Linked DNA regions of Homo sapiens: region 2 is linked to region 1. Evidence: read pairs that join two places in POLR2A ChIA-PET (ENCODE). Cell type or tissue: OCI-LY7. All regions are shown on one strand. Links, peaks and the distances in the headings refer to the core of each region. The heading gives the core; the rest is flanking DNA. Region 1 overlaps SIK2 (salt inducible kinase 2). Region 2 overlaps SIK2 (salt inducible kinase 2).

What was found. Peaks named below come from ENCODE experiments on the same cell type or tissue, not always from the same donor. Only the 100,000 strongest peaks of a DNase experiment are listed, where the experiment ranks them.
Region 2: POLR2A ChIA-PET joins it to region 1 with 5 read pairs; 5 of 35 experiments call an interaction of 5 or more read pairs at or near these places.

The regions. Positions count from the first base shown.
Region 1 is chr11:111,712,574-111,717,958 of GRCh38, forward strand. The region is part of intron 9 of SIK2 (salt inducible kinase 2); the gene reads left to right. It also overlaps a transcript of PPP2R1B not described here. Among named protein-coding and RNA genes, the nearest start is that of PPP2R1B, 51 kb to the right of the region's middle. In OCI-LY7, for the core only: no CTCF peak of the experiment used is centred there; a DNase peak (open chromatin) is centred at 3,038; H3K4me3 peaks cover 927 bases; H3K27ac peaks cover 1,612 bases.
Region 2 is chr11:111,642,689-111,648,073 of GRCh38, forward strand. All of the region lies in intron 3 of SIK2 (salt inducible kinase 2), which reads left to right. Among named protein-coding and RNA genes, the nearest start is that of SIK2, 43 kb to the left of the region's middle. In OCI-LY7, for the core only: no CTCF peak of the experiment used is centred there; no DNase peak of the experiment used is centred there.

The DNA.
Region 1 (5,385 bases), core at 251-5,250:
ATTACGTAATTTGTCAGACCTCGTGGACTTCTGAAAAGTCCTCCCTGTCTTTCTCGCTCACTAATTCCTTCTCTCTTCAAGTTTCCAGATCTCTCACAAGTGTTTGGTTTGTTTGTTTGTTTGTTTTTTCCCTAACAAATTAATGCTGAAAACAAAAAAATTAACTTTCATGCCAAATTGGGCTTTATTTGATTACTATTGCTGCTCTTCTGCATAGGTACCTCAGGTACAAAATGATGGGCCGTCTTTTGTGATCAGTTATACATGTGTTTTTGTCCAATTTGGAAATGTTTAAAAGTTAATGTGCTGGGCCAGGCACAGTGGCTCAAGCCTGTAATCCCAGCACTTTGGGAGGCCGAGGCGGGCAGATTGCCTGAGCTCAGGAGTTCCAGACCACCTTGGGCAACATGGTGAAACTCCATCTCTACTAAAATACAAAAAATTAGCCAGGCGTGGTGGTACACACCTGTAATCTGAGCTACTCAGGAGGCTGAGGCACGAGAATGTCTTGAGCCCAGGGGGCCGAGGTGGCAGTGAGCCGAGATCACAGCACCACACTCCAGCCTGGGTGACAGAGTGAGACTCCATCTCAAAAAATTAATAAATTAATAAAAATAAAAGTTAGTATGTGGAATGAAGTTGGCATTTAGGATACAGAAGATGACAGCTTCTCTCATTCATAGATGTCTCTTTAACTTCCAATGTGTATTATATATACTTAGCATAAGCGATGTATAGAAGATCATAATAATGGGTAGTAGAGTGTCATAGAAAACACAGGTCTTGGAGCGTGTTCAAAATAGACCTCCTCTTAGTGTGAACTTGGGCCACGTAACAAAACTCTTTGAACCTCAGTTTTCTCTTATATAAAAGGAGAACACCAACTTTATGAGACTATTATGAGGATTAATTGAGATAATGTGTGTGAGGTTTGGGACAGATTATAGATAATAAATAATGGTTTCCTGTCTTTTTAGCCTCTTTAGATAATAAAAAGATGAGTGAGACATGAACTCTGCCTCTCCAGAGTCCACTATAGCCTAGCAGAAGAAACATTATACATACTGAAAGACAGCGCCAGGTGCTGAATAAATTGATAAAAGATAAAATATGGGCCGGGCATGGTGGCTTACGCCTGTAATCGCAGCACTTTGGGAGGCCAAGGCGGACAGATCATGACGTCAGGAGTTCAAGACCAGCGTGGCCAACATGGCGAAACTCCGTCTCTACTAAAAATACAAAAATTAGCTTGGGGAGGTTGCGGGCGCCTGTAATCCCAGCTACTCGGGAGGCTGAGGCAAGAGAATTGCTTGAACCCAGGAAGTGGAGGTTGCAGTGAGCCGAGATCGTGCCATTGCATGCCAGCCCAGGCGACAGTGCAAGACTGCATCTCAAAAAAAAAATAAATAAAATATGATCAGTCCTTTAAGGAAGTATAAATCAGAACGAGGCAGGGGAAGTTGCTTTTAGCTGTTTGATCAGGAAAGTCCGGTTTAACTGTCAGAACTGAGGATTGAAAGACGGGTAGACCCAGGACAGGTGGCTGGAAACCGGGGGTGAGGAGTGATGTCTACAGTGGAGACAAGACTGAAAAAGCAAGTACTAGGGAAGCCTAAGTCCATCTCCATAGAGAAGGGTTCAGATGGTCTGAGGAAAAGGGCACATGCAGGGAAGCTGTGTGAAATAAAGATGGAGGAGGTTAGCATTAAATGGCAAGCCAAGAAATTTAGATGTTTTCCCTAAGCGAGTGCTTTCAATATGGGGATAGGGTTTGGTATCAGTTGAAACAACTGAAGGAACAGTTGTTAGGGGAGTAGGAAACTGCTGAAGATATTTGAGCAAGGAAGCTCTGGGATCCATGTTGCACATCAGAAAGTTAGCCTGCATATCACTGTGTGTGCCCCGGTGCAGGGGAGAAACTGGTGACCAGGAAGACAGGTTAGAGCACGTGTCCAGGAGGGAGGTGATGAGGCCTGAACTAGAATAGTGGCAGATAGAGATGGTGCAGATAAAATTGATAGACTATTAAGGTCTAGGGAGAAGTCCAAACCAGTAACAAGATTTTGAGCCTAGATGGAGGGTGAGAGCCATTTTCAGAAATGGAGAACTAAAGGCAGGGCAGATTCAAGAAGGCCGACCATGAGTTCAGCCAAGCGTAGCCCACAACAGGCAGCTCAGTGCGAGGCTGCCACAAGCCAGTGTTGACCGAAAGGATTTAGTGTCTGGGCCCCTAAGGATGAGTCCACTGCCTAGGGACAGTCTTTCTTCTCTGTCTGTGGTTGCTACTACAGTCCCACTCAGAAAGTTAGACATAAATTAAGGCAGCATCATTCATTTATTTTAAAGATGTAATTCCCTCAAAAGAATTAAAATGCAGTTGACTAAAGGCTTGTCTGTGAGGGCATCAGGCCTAAAACACAGATTGGGCACTGACTGCTGTATTATATAGGGCAAGCTATTTTTAAAGCTTGTGATTGTTACTGTAACCAGAAAACAGGCAGGAAATGAATGATTTTGCAAAAGATATAGACAGGAGCTAGATGGTATATTTGCATTTGTAGGAAGAGCAGTGCCACGCTGGAGCTGGTCACCCACACTGGCAATGCCATGCTGGCACTCAGTCAGGCCATAGACATCCTCCGGGCTTCTTTGTGGACCGTTTTATTTATGTCAGCAAAAACGCTTGTCCCTCTTCCCTCCCTAAGACCTCTTTCTTGGGGCCCATAAATAAGTGCACACACACACACAGAAAAACTTATCAGAGACACAGTTCCCTTTTTATTGAGACTGCCTCATGTGCATTTACTGTAACACCCATTTGTTGTTTTCTGATTGATGCTTCATTGCTGCATGTATTGATACTTGCATTTCTCCTCTCAACTGGGGACAGGTATTGTGCATCTCAAAGAGACTTCAGCTCTCCTTCCCTCCCAGAAATCTTCAGTGCTTAAAATTGTCAGTAAAATCCCTTGGGGAGTCTGAATGGAAACTTTGGTTTGCAGTTTCAAAAAAATATTGCCTTTCTGAGATAGTTGCCCAACTCTAGATAAGAATGGTTGGATCAGGTGTTCCAAACAGGAACTGAGATCCACAGATGACATGGGGGCCATATGGGAGGGCAGATGCATAAACCTTGTAGAATAAATCTACTTCAAGTATCTCTTTTTAATAAGGAATTTTATATACATACATATACACGCACACTTGAGTCATTTTTAGCTTTTTTTTTTTTTTTTTTTTTTTTTGAGATGGAGTATCACTCTTGTCACCCAGGCTGGAGTGCAGTGACACGATCTCAGCTCATTGCAACCTCCGCCCCCCGGGTTCAAGCGATTCTCCTGCCTCAGACTCCTGAGTAGCTGGGAGTACAGGCGCCTGCCACCACACCCAGCTAAGTTCTGTACTTTTAGTAGAGATGGGGTTTTGCCATGTTGGCCAGGCTGGTCTCGAACTCCTGTCCTCAGGTGATCTGCCCGCCTTGGCCTCCCAAAGTACTGGGATTACAGGCATGAGCCACCATGCCCAGCCCATTTTTAGCATTTTTATTTGAAATGTAATAAAAGGATTTTCCGAATTACCCCCTTCATAGCTGGATAGCAGAAGGGAACTGTGAGGGTAGACCCTGAAAATGCAGACACAGTGGAGGTGTTTCGTGTCTACTTACATTTTTAATAACTTTTTTTATGACAAAGGTAGTACACACAAGGTCTGAAAAGGATATACATCTGGCCAGGTGCGGTGGCTTACACCTGTAATCCAGCACTTTGGGAGGCTGGGTGGATCACCTGAGGTCAGGAGTTCAAGAACAGCCTGGCCAACATGGCAAAACCCCAACTCTACTAAAAATACAAAAATTAGCCAGGCATGGTGGTGCGTGCCTGTAATCCCAGCTACTGAGGAGGCTGAGGCAGGAGAATTGCTTGAACCTGGGAGATGGAGGTTGCAGTGAGCCCAGATTGCACCACTGCGCTCCAGCCTGGGCGACAGAGTGAGACTCTGTCTCACCAAAAAAAGAAAAAAGAAGAAGAAAAATCAGATCAATGAAAAATCAAGTCATTGTTTTCTAGCTGTCCCAGGATAAAATCGAACTCAGCAAATATTTTGTAATAAAAGACATAATTCCTCTTGTAGTCTAGATGAGAAAATAAATGTATAAACTGACAATTTAAGTAAAACCGTAAATTCAGGGGTACTGCCGGGTATTTTGTGTGACTCAGTAAAAATATTAAGGATAAAAAAAGAACCTGCATGAAAAGAAACACTGAACAGACAACCCACAGAATGAGAGAACATTTTTGCAATCTATCCATCTGACAAAGGTCTAATATCCAGCCCATAAGGAACTTAAACAAATTTACAAGAAAAATCCCCATTAAAAAGTGGGCAAAGGACAAGAACAGACACTTCTGAAAAGAAGACCTCATACAGCCAACAAACATATGAAAAAAAGCTCAACAGCGGCCGGGTGTGGTGGCTCACGCCCGTAATCCCAGCACTTTGGGAGGCTGAGGCAGGCGGATCACGAGGTCAGGAGATCGAGACCATCCTGGCTAACATGGTGAAACCCCATCTCTACTAAAAATGCAAGAAAAATTAGCCGGGCGTGGTGATGGGCGCCTGTAGTCCCAGCTACTCGGGAGGCTGAGGCAGGAGAATGGCGTGAACCTGGGAGGCAGAGCTTGCAGTGAGCTGAGATCTCACCACTGCACTCCAGAGCCTGGGCGACAGAGCGAGACTCCGTCTCAAAAAAAAAAAAAAAAAAAAAAAAAAGCTCAACATGACTGATCATTAGAGAAATGCAAATCAAAACCACAATGAGATACTATCTCATGCCAGTCAGAATGGCAATTATTAAAAAGTCAACAACAACAGATACTGGCCTGGTTGCAGAGAGAAAGGAACACTTTTACACTGTTAGTGGGAGTGTAAATTAGTTCAACCATTGTGGAAGACAGTGTGGCAATTCCTCAAGGATCTAGAGGCAGAAATACCATTTGACCCAGCAATCCCATTACTGGGTATATACCCAAAGGAATGTAAATCATTCTATTATAAAGATACATGCATGAGTCTGCTCGTTGCAGCTCTATTCACAACAGCAAAGACATGGAATCAACCCAAATGCCCATCAGTGATAGACTGGATAAAGAAAATGTGGTACATATACACCATGGAATACCATGCATACATAGAAAGGAATGAGATCATGTCCTTTGCAGGGACATGAATGGAGCTGGAAGCCATTATCCTCAGCTGAACAGAAAACCAAACACCACATGTTCTCACGTATAAGTAGGAGTTGAATGGACACATGGAGGGGAACAACACACACTGGGGCCTGTTAGGGGGGCAATGGGAGGGAGAGCATCAGGAAGAATAGCTGAT
Region 2 (5,385 bases), core at 169-5,168, 70 kb before region 1:
TTCCCAGAGGTGGAACTGAAGGTACCAACCCGCTAGTCACATGGTTGGTTCCTCTAGCAACCAGTGTCCATCCTGAAGTGTCTGGGGACTCACCACTAGTCACCTCATTAGCATAAACTCTAGTGTGGTTGAAAGGGGCTTGTTACAAGTAACAAAAGATATTCCTGTCACTTAGGAATACCATAGGTTTTAGAAGCTCTCTGTTTGGAAGTGGAGACAAAGACCAAATATATATTCTTATTGTTGCAACTCTATAATTCCCTCACCCTTATTTTCACCAGGCAAAATTTCTTCGTTTTTTTTATAGCTCAGTTCAGATTTCACTTTATTTGTGAAACCTTCTCATCTGTCCGCTAGTTAAAAGAGGCCTTTCTTTCATTCTCATGGTTTTGTCTATTGTAAAGTACTATTATTATTGGTTTATGTATCTTTCTTCAACCCACTGTGATTTTCTTGAGGGCAGGATCTATTTCTTATTCATTTACTATATCCTCAACCCCTAGTAAAGTGCTTTTGCACATCCTAGGCATTAAGTAACTAAATGATGAGTAGGATTTGTTTTGCTTTAAAAATTTATTATATTTTAGGGAAGGGAACAACACACACCAGGGCCTGTTGGAAGGTTGGGGGCGAGGGGAGGGAGAGTATCAGGACAAATAGCTAATGCATGCAGGGCTTAAAACCTAGATGATGGGTTGATAAATGCAGCAAACCACCATGGCACACGTATACCTATGTAACAAACCTGTACGTTCTGCCATTGTATCCCAGAACTTAAAAAAAAAAAAGTTAATTATATTTGAAAATGTAGAGTAGACAGGCAATCATTGCAAATGTATAGGCTGGGCACGGTGGCTCACGCCTGTAATCCCAACATTTTGGGAGGCCGAGACTGGCAGATCACCTGAGGTTAAGAGTTCAAGACCAGCCTGGCCAACATGGTGAAACCCCGTCTCTACTAAAAATACAAAAATTAGCTGGGCATGGTGGTGCGCGCCTGTACTCCCAGCTACTCAGGAGGCTGAGAGGCAGGAAAATCCCTTGGACCTGGGAGGCAGAGGTTGCAGTGAGCCAAGATCACACCATTGCACTCAAGCCTGGGTGACAAAAAAAAAAAAAAGAACTGTTCATTGGGCGTTTTAGAATTAGCTAGGCATGGTGCTGTGCAGCTGTAGCCCCAGCTACTCATGAGGCTTAGGTGGGAGGATCACTTGAGCCCAGGAGGTCGAGGCTACAGTGAGCTGTGATTGTGCCACTGCACTCCAGTTGGGGTGACAGAGTGGGACCCTATCTCAAAAAAAAGAAAGAAAGAAAAGAGGCCAGGCGTGGTGGCTAACACCTGTAATCCCAGCATTTTGGAAGGCTGAGGCGAGCGGATCACGAGGTCAGGAGTCCGAGAACAGCCTGGCCAACATAGTGAAACCCCATCTCTACTAAAAATACAAAAAAAATTAGCCGGGCATGGTGACTTGTGCCAGTAGTCCCAGCTACTTGGGAGGCTGAGGCAGGAGAATCACTTGAACCCAGGAGGCGGAGGTTGTGGTGAGCCGAGATCACGCCACTGCACTCCAGCCTGGCGACAGAGCGAGACTCCATCTCAAAAAAAAAAAAAAAAAGAAAGAAAGAAAAAAGAAAAGAAAGAGAAATCCGAAATCCTTATTTTCCTGAAAGGAGTAAAGCCAAAGGAAACTTTTTTTACATTTAAAAAAAAAGGTTTTTTTCAAATGTAAAATTTGAAAAAATTGTGGCCGTAAAATACAGCCACAGGCACGTATCTCGTTTTCTGAGTGACTGCATCCCACCTTTCAACTGCTTAAGCTTTATTATCATTACTAGTTTTGGAAAATTTAAATTTGCTTGTAATGTAACTGCTACAGTTACCTGTTAGTTTATTTCTCATCTTATATTCTAAACATACAGTATGTCTCATACTGCAAAACAAAGGAATCTGAAGAAGAGGAAAACTAAAAAGCTCAGAAACTGTTATGAAGTTTTGCTGCCACGTTGTATGAGGAATTTGATTTGCAAGTTTTTAAACTAACACACTTAAAAGCTCTTTATTCTTCACATATATATACATAGGTTTCCATAGTTGGAATCTCATATATAAGTTATTATGTATCCATTTTTTATATATAACATAAGCATTTTTTGAGTCACTGAGTAACGCAGTTGTCCTTCTGCTAAACTCCTGGCTGAAGTTACTAATGGGCTGGGATTTTCATTTATTCTTCTAGTAATTCAACAAATACTTGTTCAGAGCCTGTCGAGTGTCAAGCATTGTTTCAGTCACTGTTCATGTGCAAAGAGTAGAGCAGGGGACAAGTCAGGCCAACTCCCAGCTCTCATGGAGGTATAATAGAGACTGAGGGAAGATGTTAAACAAGTAAACATAAGCAAGAAAATTTCAGGTAGCAACAAGTGCTGTGGAGATAACACATGGATATGGATCAACAGGTACTCTTACATACTACTGGTGACATATAAATTATTAAGTAAAATGAAAAGCAAATATATCCTATGACCCTGAAGTTTTACCCTATTTCATGTACATATAAGCCAGATGCACCTAAAAGAACATTCATAGCAGTGTTATTTTCAATAGTTCAAAACTGGAAACAACAAAATGTCCATCAACAGTAGAATGGCTCAATACTTTGTAGTATAGTCATACAATACAGCAACAAAAGCCAGTGTACTACACTCAATGTGAATGACTCGTAAAAACATATTGTTGAGGGAAGGAAAGCAGACACAGAAGAATACCTTCTATGTATGTAAAATCCAAAACTAAGGTATGTAGTTTAGGACTATGTGCGTAGTAAAATTACTTTTAAAAAACAAAAAACAGGCCAGGCACAGTGGCTTATGCCTGTAATCCCAGCACTTTGGGAGGCCAAGGTGGGTGGATCACCTGAGGTTGGGAGTTCGAGACCAGCCTGACCAACGTGGAGAAACCAAATCTCTACTAAAAACATTAGCCAGGCATGGTGGCGCATGCCTGTAATCCCAGCTACTTGAGAGGCTAAGGGAGGAGAATCACTTGAACCCAGGAGGCGGAGGTTGCAATGAGCCGAGATGATGCCATTGCGCCCTAGCCTGGGCAACAAGAGCAAGAAAAAAAAAAAAGACAAAGAAGCAACTACCATAAAATCAGAATAGGACTCCCTGTGGGGGCGAGAGGGAGGAAGTTGTGATTAGAAAGGGAAGTATGGGGGAGGTGCTTCTGGAGTTCTGGTAATTTTTTATTTCTTGACCTTCATGGTGGTTATGTAGGTATTTATAATAATTCACTAAACTGCACATTTATGTTTTAGACACTTTCATTTGTGTTTTATATTTCAAACAAAAGCAGTGTGATGATAGCATTAAGTATAGTTTTAGTGCATGTGCGCGCACATGAGTGTATGTGTATATTTTACAGCTTTATTGAGGTATGATTGACATACAATAAACTATGCATTTAAAGTACTCAGCTTGGCCGGGCATGGTGGCTCATGCCTGTAATCCCAGCATTTTGGGAGGCCAAGGTGGGTGGATCTCCTCAGGTCAGGAGTTTGAGACCAGCCTGACCAATATAGTGAAACCGCATCTCTACTAAAAATACAAAATTAGCTAGGTGTGGTGGCGCATGCCTGTAATCCCAGCTACTTGGGAGGCTGAAGCAGGAGAATCGCTTGAACCCAGGAGGCAGAGGTTGCAGTGAGCTGAGATTGCACCATTGCACTCCAGCCTGGGCAACAAGAGTGAAACTCCTTTCTAAATAAATAAATAAATAAAATAAAGTATTCAACTTGAACACTTATGGCATATGTATTAACCCATGAAGCCATCACCACAATCAAGACAGTGAATGTGTCCACCACCCCTAAGTTTCCTCAATGTCCCTTTTTCATCTTTCCCTCCTGCCTGCTCCTTCTTATCCCCTCACCCCCGGGCAACCACTGATCTGTTTTCTGTCACTACAGCTGTACATAGATTAGCTTGTATATTCTAGAATTTAATAGAAATAGAATCACATAATGTATATTCTTAATTTTGTCTGGTTTCTTTCACTCAGCATAACTTTTCGAGATTCATCCATGGTGATGCTTGTATCTGTGATTCATTCCTTTTTATTGCTGAGTTGTTGTCTCTTGTGTGCATTTGCCACAATTTGTTTATCCATTCACCTGTTGATGAATATTTTGGTAGTTTTCAGTTTCTGGCTATTACAAATAAAGTTGCTGTAAATATTCACATACAAATCCATTTATAAACATATGATTTCTTTTCTCTTGGTTGAATACTTGGGAATAAAATGGCTGGATCATATGATAGATACATGTTTAACTACTTTAAAAATATAAGTATAGTTTTGTAACCCTGTATCTTCAGTTAATATGAAAATATTTTCAAGTCAATAAATACATTCCTATAAAATTATTTTTTAACTGTTATAGTAGTCCATCAATTAAACATGCCATAATGTATTTAACCAATTCTTTGTTGATGGGCATTTAGATTACTTCCAGTTTTTTCACTATTATAAACAGCATTACCATGAATATCCTTGAAACTAAATCTTTGAACATGTTCTTAATTATTTCTTTAAGATAAATTACTAGAAATGAGATTGCCTGGCCAAAGTTTTATTACAGATTTCCCTCCAGACATATGACAGATTAAATCATCAATCAGATTTTTTTATTTGAGTACTAGATTTAGATACAGTTAGCCAAAATACCCCTTTTTTCCAGACTGGGCAACATGGCGAAATCCCACATCTACAAAAAATACAAAAAATACGCCAGGCATGTTGGCATTGAGACTGCAGTGGCCATAGTCACATCACTGCACTCTAGCCTGGGTGGCAGAGGGAGACCCCCATCTCGAAAAAAAAAAAAAAAAAAAAGGCTGAACACGGTGGCTCACAGCCTGTAATCCCAGCACTTTGGGAGGCTGAGGCAGGTAGATCACGAGGTCAGGAGATCGAGACCATCCTGGCTAACACGGTGAAACCCCATCTCTACTAAAAATACAAAACATTATTAGCCGGGCGTGGTGGCAGGCACCTGTAGTCCCAGCTACTTGGGAGGCTGAGGCAGGAGAATGGCATGAACCTGGGAGGCGGAGCTTGCAGTGAGCTGAGATTGTGCCACTGCACTCCAGCCTGGGTGACAGTGCGAGACTCTGTCTCAAAAAAAAAGAAAAAGAAAAACCTCCTTTTTTGTCATGAAGATGGTTTTTTTACTTTTTTTCTATTTATAGATGAAAATAAGTCTGCAGTCTCAAAAATGGAGTATTCCATTTTTATCATATAGTAAATGAAATTTCTCTTTCTAAATCAAATGCAGCTGGAAAAAGAATTACCCTTGGAATTAGGGAATCTGTAATGTTAAAAAA